Linked DNA regions of Homo sapiens: regions 2 and 3 are each linked to region 1. A link is a loop called in an ENCODE intact Hi-C map of the cell type or tissue named here. Cell type or tissue: endothelial cell of umbilical vein. All regions are shown on one strand.

Region 1 (5,000 bases):
TTTTTCTTATAATTGAAGATACAATGGTAGGATGCACAAACAAACATAGTGAATCATATACATATCATGAAGCCACTTTGTTACTTTTTTAAACAAATTTTTTTTTAAGAGAAGTGGTCTTGCTCTGTTGCCCAAGCTCAAGTGCAGTGGCACAATTATAGTTTGCTTTAGCCTTGAACTCCTGGGCCCAAGTGATCTTCCTGTCTAGGTCTCCCAAAGTGCTGAGATCACAGAAGACCCTGTCTCTGCTTCTGAAGGAGCCCAAGGATTGGTTAGGGTAAGCTCAGACCCACTAGATTGCCTGTGGGTGTGAAAATGGTCTTGGGAGTTCCTTGATGCAGGATAACTTCTGCCTACTCCCATGCTCTATGCTGTACACAATCAGTCCTCAGTAAATATTTGCCTTGTTAAATAGTATAAAAGAATTTTAGACCTATAAAAGCATTTAGAAACCTTTTAGTTCAACTTCATTTTATAAACACAGAAACTATATCCAAGATGCCAGTATGAAACCATTAGATAGTAAATGATCTAGCAGTAGAAAGAAACTGGATTTCCTCCCTTCCTCCTTAGCTTCTTGCTCTTGCCTATTCCTGCAGGCACATATTGTTGAACAAAGAGAAACTATCTAATGGCAGCCCTGCCAGGTTGACCTCTGCATTTTGGTTCCGGGAAAGGCTTGGTTCAATCACTTTGACCATGAGAACGGAGAGTTCCAGTTTGTGTAAACATTTACCACTTTGGGCAAGAAAGATATTCAGGCTGAGCCACTGTTATTCTACCAGGAAATCCAGTCCATGACTCACTGGCTGCTGTAGGAGTGAGCCAAACATGGTGGTGCCACCCTCAACCCCCAGAGGTATTTCTAAGGACTTTCCTAAAAATAGTAAGATATATTCATTATGCTGGGTGGATATTCCTTGAAGGAAGGATGTGGACATAGTGAGCATTACTCTACATTGTCAAAAAATAATAATTAGAATAGGGAAGCTAAGGGTAACATGTCCTCAAGTGGTTGATAGTTCATAAAGGTGTGAGAAAATCTTTTCTGGACCAACACATTGACAATGAGTTAGGTAATATTCAATGAAATAATCATAGGGTTGGGAATTTTGTCCAGGGGATGGCCATACCTAAGGCATAGTTAATATGTGGAATACTATGATCCATATGAGTGGTCATATTTAGACCATTACATTCAGTTCTTAATGCTATACTCAAAAGGCCAAATATTGACCTAAATTATCTGTCACCAAAAGGAGGGAAACTCATCCAATAAAGGATTTGAGAATTATATTGTATGAGGAATGAGTGAGAAAAGAGAAAATCCTTAGAATGGAGAAGTTTTACATATGTAAAAACACACATTTTATGTATACATATCTATATTTATATGTTTTAGTTGCTATTTTTCATCATAACTGTCCTTACATACTTAAGGGTGCAAGATGTGAATAAGAAATTATATTCAGTCTTTATAATTCCAGGGGCCTAGTGAGTACAAGTCACAGGAAATGCACTTTTCTTCTGGAAACCAGATAGTCTTGGTATCTGAGGAACCATTTCCCATGGTCACTTATTTAGTTTTGCACTCTCCCTCCTAGCAGACACAGGCAATATTTTGGCTTCCATAGATTTAGTTTTATGGAAGTAATCAGAACGTATCAAAAATTAAAGTAGATAAGCAATTTTTTTTGCAAGAAGAGATAAACCCAGAAATGTACAAGACTGAAGGACTTTATCAATATCTTAGGGAAGAACACTGTAGTGGAGTTTGGGAGAAAAACGGCAGATATGGAACCTGAGCTAGCAATGGCTAAGGCAAGAGCAGTCCATGCCAGAGGAGTTGGCTCATATTTTAGAGGCAAGTTCCACTGAAGATATGAGTCAATCATTGTATTTAAGGACATGCCATATTGATATCATTCATTTTGGTATCAGAAAATAAAAGCACCTTAATAGAAATTTACATGTGGTTTCATTTTTGGAGCCTGCAGCCTGATGTTTTCTGAGAATTTCTCCTTGTTTTTTCTGCACTTTGCAGAATACAAGCCACATAGCAATAGGAAAAGGTTTCTTAAAACATGCCAGATTTCTCCTTGCAAACCAGCCCAATCTATGGGTCAAACTTTCCTATTGTTGGAGTATTTAATAACTCATGGAACTTGTTCCCTTCCTCCTTTATCATTGTACTTTAATTCTTTACCTTTTATTAAAGCCATCCTTACCAAAGAAAGATTCCACATTTCGACTGTTGGTACTGTCAAGTCTCTGGGAATAGAAAGTCATGGGGAAGACCAGTCTTGGAGAAGCAGAGCCTGAGATAATATGCACGTGAAATATTGAGTAGTCCTCTCTCTCTTACTCTTATCTTTGGCTTACATATTCCTTTAAGAAAGAGTCTTTCTCCATAACAAACAAATCATGATGACCGATTTGACTGCAAGGGAATGTATTACTTTTGTTTGTCCAGGACAGTGAATCATGGTGTTTTCCTGATTTCAAACATGTAAACTTGGTGCATCATTGTATAAACACCTGCAACATCTACCTCTTTCTAACTTTTTAACAATGACTCATTAGTTTGCATAAATATCAATCTTGATATCTACATTCTTACTGTGAACTTCATCTCAGAGTGAAGACTTTATTTGTTTGACCTATTGCTCCTTTTGTGCATCTGAGTCCCTCCTAGGGTTATAGAAAAACATTCAAACTGCAAGTTTAGTAGCTACGAATGTGACCACAAGATGGCAGTGCTTCTCTGCTGATGCAGAACACACAGAGGTTTCATTTTAGTGGATTCTGATTAAATAGGTTTATGGCAGAAGTAGAGCCTTTTTCTATTGGCTGAGTAGACAATGTGAGAAACCACTATGATTGTTAGAGGAAAGAAAGGAATACCCGATGATGGAAGTAGCTCTTATGGCTGGAGATTGCAGGTTTATGACTGATCCTATTTGGGAAGAACAATGATGGCAGGCATTCGAGCTTTATTTATGTACTTGTGGCTGCAGCTGGACTGTAAGTTTAGAGTTTTGGGTAACACAGTATATTAGTTGATGATTTTGAGACATCCAGGGGGAAGTCTTGCTTTATTTAGGCTTCCTCTAGTTACTATAGAAAAAGAAAATTCTGGAGAATAATAACTTGATAAACCTTTCTCTTTTTCTTTCTGCACAGGGGTGAGCAGAGGAGAGAGTGTGGGGCTGCATCTTCCTACCCTGAGTGTCCAGGAGGGTGACAACTCTATTATCAACTGTGCTTATTCAAACAGCGCCTCAGACTACTTCATTTGGTACAAGCAAGAATCTGGAAAAGGTCCTCAATTCATTATAGACATTCGTTCAAATATGGACAAAAGGCAAGGCCAAAGAGTCACCGTTTTATTGAATAAGACAGTGAAACATCTCTCTCTGCAAATTGCAGCTACTCAACCTGGAGACTCAGCTGTCTACTTTTGTGCAGAGAATACACATTGCTTTCCAGGCATCTGTAACCATCACCCAAACCTGAGATGGGAGGTGAAGCAGCATCCCTTTCCTTTGCAATAAATTTTAGTTATAGCACTTGTCATTTTGTTTGTTCATAAGTGGAAACTAACATATAGATATTAAAACCATGTAATGAGGTTAGATTCAAAGTGACCCAGAAAGGTTTAGAGCATTTTGTTGGCCAGTTGATGCTTAATGGATTCCGTTTTTCAAAAAAATATATGGTACGCATTTAAGTTAACAACATGAAGTTTTGACACACATGTACATAGTAAAGTAAAGAGTCAGCTAAAGAGACGCATAGGGCAAGGTATGGGAAAAATGGCCCTGAGCTTCCATGCCTTCTCTGGCTCTGCCACCCACCACATGTTCAGCAATCAGGAGGTTCTGCTCAAGGGATCCTTACAGAGATTTAGTGATGTTGGATTTTGTAATCTAGTCTTCAAAGGTGACTTTACATTTGCTATTCAGACTTCTCTCCTATGAATAACCCCTTAGTGTCAATATTGCAATCCCTATTATGGATAAATTTTAACTTTTAGTTTTCAAAAATTGCTTTTGTTATCTTTTTCTTATTGTAAAACATTACATGCCAAAACCAGATAGTGTAAAATATAAAAAATACAAAATTGATAATTCTGTACCCAGATAGGTTTTGCTAATATTAGGTTGGTGCAAAAGTAAGTGCTGTTTTTGCCATTAAAAGTCATGGCAAAAATAACAATTACTTTTGCACCAACCTAATATTTAGATTTGTTTCTTGATAGAGTCCTATTATAATTAGGATCATGATTTTTTCACCTATTCTTATATCTCGAATTGAGCTTTTCTCACTTCGTCCTCTCCTCAAACACATGCTTTTTAATAGCTCCGTGAGAAATTTTCACCAGTCACAGTTATTTTTATTTTCTTACTCTCTGTATCTGTGGTAAAATTTGGCAGTCCCTTCTACCTGCTGTTTCTTGTTGGGAAAACGTGATGAGTTTTCCTTTAGAGTCTAGTTTGGACATATACTCTGTGTGTGCGAGGGAAATTAAAACAGGAAGTGATTTTAAAATGTGAGCTTCAGATTAGAGTCATCAGTATATTCTTCAAAATCTTATTGGTATCTCTTCATATTTACTCTCTCACATAATTGAGAAGAGTTATGTTTTTTAATCACTCTGTTTCTGCAGAACCTAGCATAAGCTTTTTCACATTGTTAATAATCAATAGATGTTTGTTAAAGAAAGAAAAAATGGATTAAACTATTGTATATTCAAAATTTTAACTTAGGCTTTGTGGTTGAATTAAACGTATAATTTTATGTGTGAATAATTAAACTCCTGAAAATGTATATTTGAATAAGTTGAATATTTGAGAGCATATTTCTTTCCATTTATCTATGTCATTCTTTTCCATAAAACTTTATCGTTTTAAGATAATTAAATTTTTTTCTAGACATTTCATTTTTATTGCTACCTTTATCTTTCTTTCTGAGGTATGTGGCAATGTTTTTAATAAATA
Region 2 (5,000 bases), 180 kb after region 1:
AGACAGTACAAAGTTACCACAATACCCCCACCTTGTAAACTTGACATCCATATGCACCTCTTTTAATAGCACTTAGCTTTCAAATAAAGGCAATTTTAAAAAGCATACTTCCTGCCAATATGATGCCACTGTTCTTCATTCAACCACACATACCCTAACCCTCTCCCCTAAAGAGAATACAAAGTATTTATTCATCTTTGGGTGATGTTCTTTCCTCTTCTAGCTGAGTCACACTCTCCCATTGATATCCTGTAGTTTAGCTTCTGAGATATAACAAGCTATAAGAGTAACTTATTAACATATCTTTCACTATTATGTATAGGCAAATGGGAGGAGAGTAAAAAATGGTTGACATGTATTTTAATATTTTCATATCACAATGAAAAAGAAATGTTTATAACAGTATAGTCTTTTTTTCCACAAATGGTCACATGATTGTAGCTGGTTTCTATAACTACCTCTTCCATTACCCATTTCATAATCTGTTTTCAGCAAGCACCTCAACTCACTGGTACACTTGACTTTCTATAAAACAAGCTCCTTGGTCAGGAGCAATGTTATACAGAATGCCATAAAGTTGAGTAAGGAATTCTCTAAGCCCACCACTGTGGTTTTGCCAGAAGCACTGCAGATGTGGAAGGAAAGTCCATATTCAGAATGTCTAAGTGGACTAAAACAAAGCAAAACTTGCCAGCAGCCAGAGAAAGTTGATATATCATGATATATCATGATATATCATGTCTTTAAGAATGATTGCTGAATTCTCATCAAAATCAACAGAAGCCAAAGAGGAAAAAGTATTTTTAGAGTACTTACAAAACAAACAAACAAACAAACAAACAAAAAAACTCTCTAGCTAGCTTCCTATGAACATGAAAGTCTAATTTTAAACCCTTTGTCAAAAATCATTGTTAAAAAGGTGGAAAGTCAGTGCACAGATTGGGAAATTATATTTGCATTGGTGTATTTCTGAAAAAGATTCAAATGCAGAATATATAAAAAACTTGTACAAGTCAACAAGCAATGAGAAAACAATACAAATGGCCAAAACTTGAAGAGACACTTCAGAAATATGATATCTAATAGTAATAAGCATACACAAAAAGCACTTAATATAATTACTCATTAGGAAAATGAAAATGAAACCCCATTGAGTGATCCCCCTGTGCCCTTTCAGCACCCCAGTTGTATTAATGTAGCCAGGAGGAAATGACCACAAGAGGATAATGAAAAATAGTGACTACTTCCAGGGGAAGGGATGGCCAAGTAGGTTTTCTAGAAACTTCTGTTAAATTAAGTTTAGCCTAAAGCTGCCTCCTTATTTATTTAAAACTCAGGGCAAAGGTTTCTCCATACATAGGGCCCTGTAACCTAACAGGATGCATAAACAGGCTACAGTCTGCTCTCTACCAATCCCTAAGTTTCGGCCATAGGTGGCCAACTGTTCAAACATGTTCAAATAAGGCAAATGCCAAGCTTTAACCAATCCATCTGTTTCTGTACCTTACTTCCTTTTTCTATAAGTCACTTTACTTTCTCTGTCCATAAATATTCTTTGACCATGTGGCAGTGACAGAGTCTCTCTGAACCTGTTCTGGTCTGGTGGGGGGCTGCCTGAATCTCTAATCGTTCTTTGCTTAATTAAACTCTGTAAAATTTAATTCGTCTAAAGTTTTTCTTTTAACATGTCCATCATTGAACCATGTTCAGTGGAAGAAGAAAAAGCAGTAACAGGCTAAAGACCGGAACACTGAAGGAAAGCAGGTTTTACTAGGAAAAAAGAAAGTTGGTATTCATTGGCCATACTATATGTCAGGCACTATTTATACATTTCAAATTCATTACCTAATTTAAGCATCATACACCCTACGAGATAGGTTTTAGTCTTCCAATTTTTTATATTTGGGAAATGAGACACAGCTTTCCCTAACTTTGAAAAGCATCTCTAACTAAAGTCAGCCAGGGTGTAACATCTTAGAGGGCTCCTAAAAAATCAAAGTTTGGACTATGGAGAAGCAAATAGCCACAAAGCAGCAGCATTGGCTTTCTCAGTGAGGATGACAAGATGACAAACCTAGGCACAAATTGCCTCAGGATCAACAGATGGAGGAAATCACCGACTAAGTATTTAAGAGTGCTGAATGTATCAGTGAGTCTCTTCTACAGTAGTGTGCTATGAAGCACAAGAGGCTAGAGGGAAAGATGAGATACTATTCCTTAAACACTCCAAGCGGGCTTCCATATCAAGGCCTTTGCCCACTCTGCCTGCAATGCTATACCCCCACAAAACCTCATGGTGTAGCTCTGAACTCCTCTACGTCTTTACGCAAAAGTCACCACTTTGTGAAGCCTTTATCGAAATCTTTCTATTGTATATTCCTTCTTTGAGAATCAGGCTCTAGCGTATTCCACGTGTTGAGAACTAAAGCACCAAGTTCTGAAGCACTGCCACCTGGTGTCCCGCTGAACTATTTGGTGAGGTTTACGCTGGCTTCCCTGCTGCCCTCCAGTGTTCACGGGCTAAGCTGTGATGAAGCCTGGTTGCAATAGGAGCTAGCATTTCTGAACCAGTCAGTAACCTTCCCATGGTAGTAATCATGTGAGACAGGATTCAGCAGGACTGGCTGAGACTTTTTTTTTTCTTTGAAGGAAGCAATTTTTATCCCTTACGCAGCTTGTCCCTGCTACTGTGTCTTGTCTCCATTGCCTGGATCCAGACCTCACAAGTTATTTATGTATTTATGTATTTATTTATTTATTTATTTATTCCAAGGCAGAAGAATTTTTCTTAGTACAGAACAAAATGGAGTCTCCTATGTCTACTTCTTTCTACACAGACACAGTAACAATCTGTTCTCTCTTTCTTTTCCCCACATTTCCCCCTTTTCTTTTCTACAAAACCGCCATCGTCATCACTGCCCGTTCTCGATGGTCGCTGTCTCTTCGGAGCTGTTGGGTACACCTCCCAGACGGGGCGGCCGGGCAGAGGCACTCACTTCCTAGACGGGGCGGCCGGGCAGAGGCGCTGGCTGGGACTTTTTTAAATTTCATTTTTAAAATATTTTTCCCTTAATATGTGAGGTTGATTGATTTCAAAATGGCAAATATAATATATGGGATGGTTTAAGCTAATAGAATACCTTGGAAACAAAGGTTGGCATTATTGCACAAGGTGGGAAGTTTTTCTCTATTAAGTGAGAGTTCATCTACTGCTCTGTCCCTTACTGTAGTATAGAAATATCCTAAGAAGTGAGAACAAGAGTCAATGATGGAGAGAAATAAGCCATTGTAGGGAACACAGTGCAGCATACTCTCTCCATGTTATCATATGCTGCCCAACCTCCCAATATAGCATCATAACGCCACTGATTTCCCACTAACAGTAAGAAACATGATAGAACATGGATATGTATTATAGTACATAAAATATGCTATGCAAATTGCAAAATGCCCCTCGGAAAAATACTGAATTTTATCTTGTGGATAGACTGCACTGCAATTTCAGATACAGTCTCCCAACCCCCCAATATTTTCTATATTGAATGCATCTGGTTGAGTGCCTAAGATACAGAAGTTATTGTATTAGATGATTTATTCGGTTGGTGTAAAAGTAATTTCTGCTTTTTCCATTACTTATAATGTAATGGCATAACCATTATATAGGCTTGGATTGCATTTCTGGACCTACCACTCATTGGTTGAATTATCTTGAGCAAATTACTTAATAACTTTTATGCTTCAGTCTCCTTATCCCTACAATGTGGATATTGATAGTACTTACTACAAAGGGTTATTTTGAGAAATAAACAAAATGACAAATGCCAATGCTTAGCCCAGTACCAACAAAAAGCTACTGGTTACTTACAGAAAAGGAAATTGAATATGAGAGAGATTAAATGTCTTGCCTAGCATCACAAAGTGTCAGAGTTGAGCCTTCCCTCCATGCCTTATGTAGAGCAGATACCTTTTCTCACCCCAAGAATAACTCTCTATCTCATTACAGTGCTATATTGTCTTTATAGAGCTTATCACCGTATAGAATTATCTTATTTTGTAAAAACTCATTTATTTAACTTCTTCTCATTGCACTCTAGTCCCTTTTCTATCTCTTCACCACCATGTTCTCCATGCCTGGAACAATGCCTAGCACACAGGAGACACAAACAATACATGTTTGTTGAATGAATGCACAAAAGGTAAAATTATGTCCAGAGTCCTTGCAATTCAAATATTAATATAACAGTTTAAGCTGGATTAATCTTTGTGTTATTTATCCAGAATTGTCAAGATTTATATCCTGTAAGTTTCTTAACGTAATATTTAAATATGTAAAGGCTAAATAGTTGAATACTAGCTTTGGTTTATCTACATTGGTTTATTTTTGCACTTTGGGGGAATTAATAAATAATCTTACTAAAAATTTTATCTATAAATCCCTCACTTTACTCACTGTGGATATGAGGTAGAAAAAATTCTGAGGCATTTTTCTCTGTAGTGCATGCATCTTATCTTTTATGTTGCAAAAGTTTTTCAGAGGACTCATGTATATGTATATATTTTTATGTTTTAAAAAATTCTGTGTGCACACATACACACACACACACACACACACACACACTCCTTGCATAAGAGTTGATATACAGGCCCACTGTTTGCTCAAAACAGAGAAAGCAAATTGACCTTGTTTCCCTTCACTATCAGGGTGGGTACATTTAGAATCCTCCCTGATATATTAGGCTGTTAAGAATGATAAAGATTGATATTACTAGTTGAGTTGTCCTGTGGCCAAAGTGGGGAGGAAGGAAACTAGGATCATGCACTCTTCCAGAAAGAGAATCTCGTAAGGCTGTATTTAGTTGCCAACAGGCTTGGCCTTTACTTCAGGTCAAATGTGTGGCTATACCTTGCAGGATTCTGTCCTACTATTATAGATAGAGGAATTCTCCCTGCTGTTAGAGGTATATCTTCTTGATCTGGACACTGCTCCTTCAACATGTGGG
Region 3 (5,000 bases), 61 kb after region 1:
GTACTATGCTGTTTTGGTTACTGTAGACTTGTAGTGTAGCTTGAAGTTGGGTAGTGTGATGCCTCCGGCTTTGTGCTTGTTGCTTAGATTGCTTTCACTATTTAGGCTCTTTTGGTTCCATATGAATTTTAGAATAGTTTTTTCCTAATTCTGTGAAAAATGGCATTAGTAGTTTGATAGGAATAGCGTTGAATCTGTAAATTGCTTTGAGTAGTATGGACATTTTAAAGATATGGATTCTCCTAATCCAGGGTATGCAATGTTTTTCCTTTTTTGTGTGCCATCTCTGATTTCTCTCAGCAGTGTTTTGTAGTTCTCTTTGTAGAGATCTTTCACATCCTTGGTTAGCTGTATTCCTAGGTATCTATTCTTTTTGTGTCTATTGCAAATGTAATTTTGTTCTTTAGTCTTTAGGACCCTGCTCAAGGTCCTGCAGCATTGCCACTGCTGAGCCATGCTCCTGCTGCTCGGCCCAGCACTCCAGTGTCCCAGCTGTCAGCTTGAACAGACAGCTCGAACATTATTGGTGTATAGCAATGCTACTGATTTTTGCAAATTTGTTTTGCATCCTGAAACTTCACTGAAATCTTTTATCAAGTCTAGGAGCCTTTCGGCAGAACCTTGAGGGTTTTTCTAGATATCAAATCATACTGTCAGCAAAGACGGATAATTTGACTGCTTCTTTCCCTGTTTGGGTACACTTTATTTTTTTCTCTTTCTTGAGTGCTCTGGCTAGGACTTCCAATACTATACTGAATAGGAGTACTGAGAGTATACATTATTTTCTTGTTCCAGTTCTCAAGGGGAATGGTTCCAGCTTTTTCCCATTGAGTATGATGTTGGCTGTTTGTCATAGGTGGCTCTTATTATTTTGTGGTATATTCCTTCCATGCTTAGTTTGTTGAGGGTTTTTATCATAAAGTGATGTTGGACTTTATTGAAAGCTGACTGCATCTATTGACATGATCATATGGTTTTGCTTTTAATTCTGTTTCTGTGGTGAATCACATTTATTGATTCGTCTATGTTGAACAAACCTTGCACCCCAGGAATGAAGCCTACTTGACCTTGAATTAACTTTTTGATGTACTGCTGGATTCAGTTTGCTAGTATTTTTGTTGAGGATTTTTACGTTTAAGTTTGTCAGGGATATTGACTGATATTTTCTTTTTTCATTGTGTCTCTGCTGGATTTTACTATCAGAATGATGCAGACTACATTGAGTGAGTTAGGAAGGAACCCTTCTCCTCAATGTTTTGGGAATAGCTTCAGTAGGATTGGTACCAGTTCTTCTTTGTACAACTGGCTGAATTCTGTTGTGAATCCATCCAGTCCAGGGGTTATTTTTGGTTGGCAGGTTTTAAAAAATTATTATTACTAACTCATTTCCAGAACTCATTATTAGTCTGTTCAGGTTTTCAATTTCTTCTTGGTTGAATATATAGAGGTTATTTTCTTCCAGGAATTTATTCGTTTTCTCCAGGTTTTCTAATTTTTATGAATAGTGGTGTTCCTAGTATTCTCTTAGGGTCTTTTGTATTTCTATGGGATCAATTGTAATGTCTCCTTTGTCATTTCTGATTGTGCTTATTTGGAACTTCTCTCTTATTTTCTTCATTAACCTACTTAGTGGTGTATCAATCTTGTTTATTCTTCCTGAAAGACAACTTTTGGTTTTATTGATCCTCTGTATGGATTTTCAAGTCTCAATTTTGTTCAGTTCTTTTCTGATTTTGTTTATTTATTTTCTTCTGCTAGCTTTTGGCTTTGTTTGTTCTTCTTTTTCTAGTCCTTCTAATTGTGATGCTAGAATGCTCACTTGAGATCTTTCTAATTTCTTGATATAAGTATTTAGCAGTATAAACTTTCCTATTAACACCTTTAGCTGCAAACCAAAGACTCTGGAATTTTGTCTTTCTGTTTTCATTAATTTTTGCTCTACTTTGTTGTTTACCCAAAAGTCATTGAGGAGCAAGTTGTTTAATTTCCGTGTAACTGTGTGGTTTTGAGAGATCTCCTTGGTAATGATTTCCATTTTTATTACACTGTGGTCCAAGATTATGCTTGGTATGATTTTGGTATTTTTGAATTTATTGCAATTTGCTTTATGGCTTCAATTTCTCAATAATTTTGAGATTAATATCATGTACTATACAGAAGGTAACATCATCACAGATTCAGGAGGAAAGAAACGCTTTCTGTTGAAGTTTTGATATCATGTCTGAAATGAGAAGGAAACAGCTTGCTCCCTTGGATCCGTGGTTCCTCCTGTTGCCTCTAGAGGGCGATGTTGCATCAAGTAGGCATCTGTTTTCATCGCAGACCATCCTCATCCATTGAGCCTCCTCCCTGTAGCTGGCTGATGTAGCTCGTTGATGTCTGTGTGGATAGGGAGCTGTGACGAGAGCAAGAGGTCAGAACACATCCAGGCTCCTTAAGGGAAAGCCTCTTTCTGTTTCTGAAACTTTTCAAAGCCAGGGACTTGTCCAATCCAACCTCCTCACAGTTCCTAGCTCCTGAGGCTCAGCGCCCTTGGCTTCTGTCCGCCCAGCTTAAGGTCCTGCAGCATTGCCACTGCTCAGCCATGCTCCTGCTGCTCGTCCCAGCGTTCCAGGTGATTTTTACCCTGGGTGAGTAACATTCCATTCTTTTTCCTTCCACAGAAGTGACTGTGTTGTAACTGAATCTAAATTGAGACACATTTTTTACTCAAACAGCATTGATGTTGCAGGAGGAACCAGAGCCCAGTCTGTGACCCAGCTTGACAGCCAAGTCCCTGTCTTTGAAGAAGCCCCTGTGGAGCTGAGGTGCAACTACTCATCGTCTGTTTCAGTGTATCTCTTCTGGTATGTGCAATACCCCAACCAAGGACTCCAGCTTCTCCTGAAGTATTTATCAGGATCCACCCTGGTTGAAAGCATCAACGGTTTTGAGGCTGAATTTAACAAGAGTCAAACTTCCTTCCACTTGAGGAAACCCTCAGTCCATATAAGCGACACGGCTGAGTACTTCTGTGCTGTGAGTGACACAGTGCCTGAGACTGCAGGAGAGCTGAACACAAACCTCCTGAGATGCTGAGACTTTCTGTGACTCAAGAACTCAACCTGTGGAGCTTTCAAGAGGGTCCCTTTTTTCTGTGCCCGTTTTGAAGGCACATAGGGCAGGGTGGGCTGAGCCCTTGGTAGGGTTTGTCTCCGGAATAATTGCTCCAATGTCAATGTCATGCCACATTCAGATATGCTTTGTCCCACATGGAGGTTTCCTGATGAATTTCTTCAGTGGGGACCTCCTCCACACTCTGAAGAAAGCACATCATAAGGTGTCAGAACTCCGAAATAAAAGGCAACAACATTTTTATACAAAATTATTTCTAGCAACCATTATGATTAGTATTGCCTCAGGTGTTAACTTGTGAATAACCGATGTAATTGATTAGAATGTTAGCTAAAAGCTGTGCAGGATGGATTCTCAATTAGGGTAACCCATACAGCACAGATTCTCAATCAGTGTGCTGTAGATTCTCAACCTAGATTTGAAGCTTAACTTCTAGCACATACATAATATCCCACTGTGTGGTATTGACATATTTAAAGTAAATTAGACATAATATCAAGATTTTTAATCTTGTGAGCATTATGCAAAACAGGAAATTAAACATAAATCTTAATACAATATTGAAAAACTAAGCTGTCAAGTTGTGATCTTTTTTAAAACAGCTATTCCAGTGATTTCCAAGTTACAAACTTGAGGGATAAAAATGTAACCAATATAAAGATATCAAATACCCTAGATTCAACTACTTTAAAAACTACTTTAAAACTCCGAGGCATTTTATTTTAAGAGATTACACAGATTTATTATATAAAATTACACAACAAAAAATTCCAGTTGCATTATCAGAGAGTATATGAATTCTAATGGGCATATCCAAGACCAGGGTACCCTATTACTTACTCTGAAATAATTATATCGAAAAACCAACATGTTAAGATATTTTATGTACATGATTATTACTCCAAATTTTTATTTGTAGTTTGATCACATGGTAGAATTAAAAAATGCCTCTCAAAGTATTATAAAATGTTCACACATACAGAAGTTGTCTTCCTTAATTCAACATTTTGTAATTTTTGATGACAAAAATTATGAAATGAATCATCTCACTTCTTAAAAATATTTACAATTGCCTAAATCTCCTCTTTTAAAATGAGATGAAGTTGTATTCTTCCCTTATTATAAAACATGTGTTTAAAGTAGTTTAAAAATATTCCTATGAATTGAGCTAAAAGAGGGTAGAGGGTTTATAATAAAAAATATTTAGACTTGGCTTCTTCTCTTGCACCAAAGACTCAGGTTCTTGCTTATGGTTTCTTTGGCTGCTGACATTCTTTAGTTACTTCTTAGCGTGCCACCTCTTCCAGTTTTACTTTCGTCCTCATTTCATTTTCGTTTGTAGTTTTTCTTACAGATTTGTCTTTTCATTGTGCCTTTTATGGCCTGTTATTTTGATTATGTTCAGATTTTACAGGCCAAGAACACTTAACATGATGTCTATTTTAACAAATTTTTGAAGTGTACAACTCAGTTAACTATTGGCCCAATGTTGAATAGCAGATCTCTAGTAATTCTTCATCTTATCTGATAGAAACTTTGTACCCCTTCATCAACACCTCCCCACTTCTTCTTCCCCCAGCCCCAAGAATGGTAACCACCATTCTACTCTCTACTTCTATTAGTTTGACAGTTTTAGATATCTCATGCAGGCCTTCTATGACTGGCTTATTTCACTTAGCATAATGTCCTTAGGGTTCATCCATGTTTTTGCATGTGGCAGAATCTCCTTTTTTAAAGGTTGAAGAATATTCCATTTTATGCATATATCACATTTTCTTCATTCATCCATCAGTAGATATTTAGGTTGTTCCCATATCTTGGCTAATGTGAATAATGCGGCAGTGACCATGGGAGAGAAAATGTTTCTTCAATATCCTGAATTTAAT

Evidence for each region. Hi-C counts contacts between places; a loop is a spot of excess contacts. Peaks named below come from ENCODE experiments on the same cell type or tissue, not always from the same donor. Only the 100,000 strongest peaks of a DNase experiment are listed, where the experiment ranks them.
Region 2: it touches region 1 in a loop (10-fold over the local background); 11 of 110 quality-filtered maps call a loop at or near these places.
Region 3: a loop joins it to region 1, with 5 times the contacts of the local background. A loop is called at or near these places in 11 of 110 quality-filtered maps.

What each region holds. Positions count from the first base shown.
Region 1 is chr14:21,915,283-21,920,282 of GRCh38, forward strand. It overlaps TRA and TRAV13-2. Among named protein-coding and RNA genes, the nearest start is that of OR4E1, 240 kb to the left of the region's middle. In endothelial cell of umbilical vein, a CTCF peak has its summit at 2,746 (motif pointing right); DNase peaks (open chromatin) are centred at 719 and 2,639; H3K27ac peaks cover 3,309 bases.
Region 2 is chr14:22,097,927-22,102,926 of GRCh38, forward strand. It overlaps TRA. Among named protein-coding and RNA genes, the nearest start is that of TRD-AS1, 380 kb to the right of the region's middle. RefSeq lists an enhancer at 2,366-2,660 and a silencer at 2,366-2,660. In endothelial cell of umbilical vein, a CTCF peak has its summit at 2,490 (motif pointing left); a DNase peak (open chromatin) is centred at 2,495.
Region 3 is chr14:21,976,095-21,981,094 of GRCh38, forward strand. It overlaps TRA and TRAV8-6. Among named protein-coding and RNA genes, the nearest start is that of OR4E1, 300 kb to the left of the region's middle. In endothelial cell of umbilical vein, a CTCF peak has its summit at 2,274 (motif pointing right); no DNase peak of the experiment used is centred here; H3K27me3 peaks cover 393 bases.